2 separate regions of the Homo sapiens genome follow, and region 2 is linked to region 1. A link is an interaction called in ENCODE POLR2A ChIA-PET data of the cell type or tissue named here. Cell type or tissue: CD4-positive, alpha-beta T cell. All regions are shown on one strand. Links, peaks and the distances in the headings refer to the core of each region. The heading gives the core; the rest is flanking DNA. Region 1 overlaps LINC02639 (long intergenic non-protein coding RNA 2639). Region 2 overlaps LOC105376360 (a long non-coding RNA gene).

Region 1 (2,923 bases), core at 336-2,835:
CACGTACAATGCACGGCTCTCCACCCAGGACTAAGAAAGGTTCACTGCAGTGGCTTCTGTTTTTGATGCTGTATCAGTAAGTCATCAGTTTAATGAAATGAGGTAAGTACTACATCACCCTCAGTCCAGGGAAAACTAAGTGTCTTATCCAAGGATGTACGTCTGCAGGAGGGTAGCAGGGGAGAATGGGGCCGGCTGGATCCCTAGTAGTTTCTGAGATCCAAAGACGGTTTCTAGAGTAGCTCTTGAGGACAACCAGCTGTCATACAATACGTACTCATAGGAAAGGCTTTGAGAAGGATTAAATGCATCTGTGTTTGAATTTTGTGTATCCCTCCTCCTCAGCAACACCTGATCCCTCTGTCTGAGACACATGGATGAGATTCCTGAGAAGGAAGCTGGGCGGTTGTTTCTTGGTTTGGAGCAGAGGAGGAAGTGTTACATATGGTGTTGAGATGCTGGCACTGGATCTCACCCTTCCTCTGTATGACTGTCCTTCATGTGATAGGACCACACTTGTCACCGTCCTACCTACATCCCAGCGCCAGTCTCCACCTCATCCAGAGGCGGTTAATAAATGCTCCCTCAATGGATGTCAAACAAGTTTTCATTATGTGTAAGAACGATTTCTAAAACCAGGTCTTATTGTCCCCTTGACTGTGGTCAAAAAATGTTTAGAATTATAGATAGATAGTCACAAAACATTGAAATCCCTATGGTGAAATTATCATCAGCTCTATTTTATATTAGGTTGCCAATTTCTGCAGACTAGATTATTATCTTGTGTAGGGAAGCCACTGGGTTTATTCATCTTTGTTTCAGTAAATGTGCATATCACCCAGTTCTTTTTCATTTGCCGCCTCAGAAAACATTCTTGCTATTGGATTAAATTTAAAAAGATTAAGTAATAATTTAAAGATTACTAAAAAATATCATGATTTATAGTCTTTGAAGAAAATGAAGAAGGTCAAAAGTTTAAGAGACCTCAGTGAAGTTGTACAGAATTGCAAAACAATTAGTATATTTACTCAACAGTTTTCAGCAATATGTACTAAATTGGTTGAATTAATGATGGCATTTAATATTAAACACATTTTAACTTTTTTATTCTAATTAATAAAACTTTGAGCTAAAGGTATCTTAAATATCTGTTATATTGAACTGAAAATTGCCCATGATATGGGCATAAAATGTCTTACATATATTCCTCTTATAAATGTTTTATATACTTAAGAAAATTGTATTCTATACACATATAATTGAATCTTTGTTAGTTATTCTAACATCAGTTATACATCTGTAAAACTGATTTTTAAACTTGTTCAAATTAATAATTTCCAACTGTTTGTTAAATCTCTTAAAATTGTATTAAGTCTGCTGATAACTGTTAATAGCAATGTAAATAGACTGACCTATTGAGTAATATTAAACCATTTGTTTAAATTTTTCCTCTATGAGGGATTTGAAAACTACACCAACTTTACTGTTACTTCCTTCTGAGAAAAACAAAATTTAAATAAACAATTCCCTGCTCCTTCCTCCAGTACATAAAATATATACAGGTTTTTTTAAAAAATCAAACTACTTTCTGAATTTTCAAGTCATTTTTTGAGATTGTTCCGTTGTTGAATTATGATTTTGAATTAAAAAGAAACTAGTCGCTTAATGAGTTAGCTGCTTGTCAAAGGCAGACAGAAGTTCTGTCAACCGTTTCCAGCAGGAGTCGATTTCACAGCCAACGACAATCAGCAGAAGCAAGTTTACAAATTACAGGCTGAGGACAATGGGGCAGAGATAAGCTACTCTATTAAAAGCAGGAAAACACAGAGGCCCCACTCTGCTTGCTTCGCAGGACTTCCCCATGGAAGTTCCTGCTTTGCAGCTTAGTATTCCCCTCGAAGCATGGGTGCTGTTGCTAACAACACAGCAGTGGCTGGACTTGCTACTGATGCTCTCTTAGGGCATCCTGGTTGGTTCAGTGTATATGGCAGACCCCATATATCTTTAAAAGTTATGGGACTCATAGATGTTTAAATCTGTGCCACAGAATTCCAACATGCCAGCTACTCTCTCATCAATACAAGTCAACAACAGCATGGCACTGTCTTTTTTCTCCCCAATTTGTATAGATTATAGTGTGGCCTCAGTTTTTTTTCTTGTATTCCTGCTATACCTAAATACTTTCTGGAAAACTCATACTTAATTTTAAAGGTATTTATGATCATATGCATTTGTATCTCTAGCTCTCTTGTATTGTAAAGCATTCGTATCTAGAGCTAGAGTAAATGTGAAACTGTCTGATATTTTTCACTTTGTTTTAAAACTGCATGGGTAGCAATGTCTTCAATCTTAGCTTCGTGGAAAATAGCATTTCTACATTTCCTGGATTTGATCCAACTATTGAAATTGAAAATTGAATTGAAAATTGGAGCCACACATCTTGTCAAGTCCACCAGTGCTCACAATTGGGACTAGTGGTTTACAATTACCCAGGGGAAAATCCCACTCTAAAAGAACTCAGTCTCACCCTGACCAAATAAGGCATTCATAATGCAACACTTCTGTAATACTTATATTCACACTGAAATAAAGCTTTCATTTGAGAGCCATCTTACATACACACTCATATGTTATTTGTTAATATTATTTGTATTTTTAACTGTCAAGCTAAGTAATTTAGTGCTCTTTTCTTCCCCCAGCAAAATAATACACTCACAAGACACACACATAGGCACAAATCTCACATGTAATTGAACATTTCTCTACCATTTTTGACAATGTACCAACCGTGTTTCAGCCACATGGAGTTAATGGAAGCACTGAGTTGCCAACCCAACTATTTCTAGTATTTATTGAGGGCGACACTTCCTCGGAGATGGGAAGGACTCTCAAGTCAAGGACTTGGTTCAGATCCCCGCTTCAC
Region 2 (2,923 bases), core at 314-2,813, 170 kb before region 1:
CCGTGGCAAGCACATTAACAGTAATGACTCGTTTAATTTATGCTCCTCAGTGAACTCACAGAGTCGCGGAGCAAACAGCTTACAACACAGAAGATTCAGGGCGACATCCCTGAGGGAGTCAGGTGCAGTCCGGGAACATGGCGGGGCCACTCCCGCATGAGTCCTAAAGGATAATAAGGAGATTTCAGGTGAATAACTAGGGCCATTTGCAAAGCAAAATGGAAAGTTGGTGAGGCTGGAGACCTGATGTGTCCTGTGAAAGGAAAATACCTTGGGCCTCTTCACTAAGCTAAAAAGAAAACTCAAGCTGGGAACTGCTCAGGGCAAACATGCCTCCCGTTGTATTCATAGCCATCCCTCTACTCACTGAGATAGATGCATATCTGATGGCTTCCTTTGCAAAGGCTTATCAGAAACTCAAAAGAATGCAACCTTTTGTCTCTCATCTACCTGTGACCTGGAAGTCCCCTCTTGGCTTCGAGTTGTCCCTGCCTTTCTGGATGGAACCAGTGTACTTCCTACATATATTGATTGATGTCTCATGTCTCCCTAAAGTGTCTAATACTAAGCTCTGCCCCGACCACCTTGGGCACATGTCGTCTGGAGCTCCTGAGGCTGTGCAAGGGTACACATCCTCAACCTTTGCAAAATAAGCTTTCTAAAGTAACTGAGACCTGTCTCAAATTTTCAGGGTTCACAGTACCCATGAAGGAAACAGAGATGGTTGTCTAGGACTCCAAATGCTCATTTTGGTTTGGTTAGCTGGATGGAAAAAAGATAAGGCAGAAGCAGCAAGGGTGCAGCCAACTAGCTCTTAAACAAATCCAGGTGAGGAGAGATGGCAAGCTGAGAGGTTAAATGACATCAAGTGATATAAGATGGAGGTGGGAGGCCAGGTGCAGTGGCTTACGCCTGTAATCCCAGCACTTTGGGAGGCCGAGGGATCACCTGAGGTCGGGAGTTCGAGACCAGCCTGGCCAGCATGGTGAAACCCCATTTCTACTAAAAATATAAAAGTTAGCCAGGCATGGTGGCACGTGTCTGTAATCCCAGCTACTGGGGAGGCCAAGGCAGGACAATCGCTTGAATCCGGGAGGCAGAGGTTGCAGTGAGCTGAGATGGCACCATTGCACTCCAACCTGGGCAACAAGAGTGAAACTTCATCTCAAAAAAAAGAAAGAAAGAAAGAAAAAGATGGAGACTGGAGACAGGGGGCTGGAGTCCAGAGAGCCCAGGAGAGGGAGGTCGAAAGTCAGATGGGGGCAGGAACTTGGGGAGGACCTGACTGTGGGGGCCTGTGCTGGTTTCTGTGATGACTTGGACTCTGGATAGAAATCGTTATGGGTTTGCGCAGGGCTGTGTGATCTGCTTTTCATTCACATTTTTTATCGTCCTGCCTGCTATTGTGAGAGGATACTGAGGGGGCAAGGCAGAATCAAGGACACAGCCAGGAGGCAGTCACTGCTCTCTAGGTGGGAGATGACAGGGCCTGGCCTAGGGCAGGAGTGGTGAAGGGGTGGGGGTCGTGGCCAGGTGCTACACAGTCCCAATTAGTGTCAGTGGGGTTGGCTGGCAGACTTTATGTGGGATATGAGTGGTTTGACCTGAGAAACCGGAAGGTCTGGCTTCCACCCACGTAGGTGGTCGCTGCAGGAGATGCGGGCTTGTCAATTTCCAGAGTCGCCTGTGGTTGCAGCTGCCTGGTGTCACCTGCTGTGTGATTCACTCCCCTTCCCCCTTCCCTGTAGGCTGGACCTGTGAGTTCTTCTCACCAACAGAATACGGCAAAAGTGACAGGACTAAATGCTTATGCATACATGACTTATGCTTATGCATAAGACTGTAGCTCATCCTGTTGGAATATTCACTCCTGCCAGCTTTGAAGAAGCAACTTCCCATGCTGTGAGCAGCCATTATGGAAAACAGTATGGAAGTTCCTCAAAAAACTTAAAGTAGAACTACCATACGACTGACCAGTCTATCTACTGGGTATATACCCAAAGGAACTGGAATCAACATGTCAGAGAAATATCTGCACTCACATGCGCCATTATTCACATCAGCCAAGACATGGAATCGACCTAAGTGTCCAGCAAAGGATGAAAGATAAAGAAAATGTGGTGCATAGACACAAAGGAATATTATTCAGCCCTGAAAAGGAAGGAAATGCTGTCATTTGTGACAACATGAACAAACCTAGAGGACATTATGCTAATTGACATATGCTATGTGAATTAAAAATTATGCTAAGTGAAATAAGCCAGGCCCAGAATGGTAAATACCACTCAATCTCACTGGTATGTGGAATCTAAAAGTTGAACTCATAGAAGCAGAGAAGAGAGGCTGGTGCGGGTACAGGGAAAATTGGAGAGATGTTGGTCAAAGGGTACAATGTTTCAGCTAGACAGGAGAAATAAGTTAAAGATCTATTGTGCATTATGGTAACTATAGTTAATAACAATATTTTGTATGCTCGAAAATTTCTGTTAAAAGAAAAACTTTAGCCAAATTAAATTTAACCCAGTTTAGTTGAGCAAAGAACAATTCACAAATTGGGCAGCCTCCCAAGACAGAGGAGGCTCAAAGACTCCAGCGCAGCCATGGGGTGGAAGATTTATGGAGAGAAAACAGAAAGGAAGTGAGGTACACAAACAGCTGCATTGGTTACAGCATGGCATTTGCCTCCGTTGCACATGGTTTGAACAGTTGGCCCCCTTTGCTTGGCAAAAGCTCAGTGATTGGCACAAGAGTAGGCTACAGTCTGTTTACATCTCCATTTAGGTTTTAGTTCACTACGTACAGAGAAACCTTTAGGCCAAACTTAAAATATGGAAGGAGGCAGCTTTAGACTAAACTTGATTTAACATTGCTAAGAAGGTGGGTTTTAGGCATTCTCACCACACATTATATGAGGTAATGCACA

The links. Peaks named below come from ENCODE experiments on the same cell type or tissue, not always from the same donor. Only the 100,000 strongest peaks of a DNase experiment are listed, where the experiment ranks them.
Region 2: POLR2A ChIA-PET joins it to region 1 with 5 read pairs; 2 of 35 experiments call an interaction of 5 or more read pairs at or near these places.

Annotation. Positions count from the first base shown.
Region 1 is chr10:3,834,136-3,837,058 of GRCh38, forward strand. LINC02639 (long intergenic non-protein coding RNA 2639) reads left to right here. Exons shown (of 2, transcript NR_134490.1): 1 at 1-102; 2 at 346-593. Among named protein-coding and RNA genes, the nearest start is that of LINC02639, 1.6 kb to the left of the region's middle. In CD4-positive, alpha-beta T cell, for the core only: no CTCF peak of the experiment used is centred there; DNase peaks (open chromatin) are centred at 1,866 and 2,496.
Region 2 is chr10:3,659,325-3,662,247 of GRCh38, forward strand. The region is part of intron 1 of LOC105376360 (a long non-coding RNA gene); the gene reads left to right. Among named protein-coding and RNA genes, the nearest start is that of KLF6, 120 kb to the right of the region's middle. In CD4-positive, alpha-beta T cell, for the core only: no CTCF peak of the experiment used is centred there; no DNase peak of the experiment used is centred there.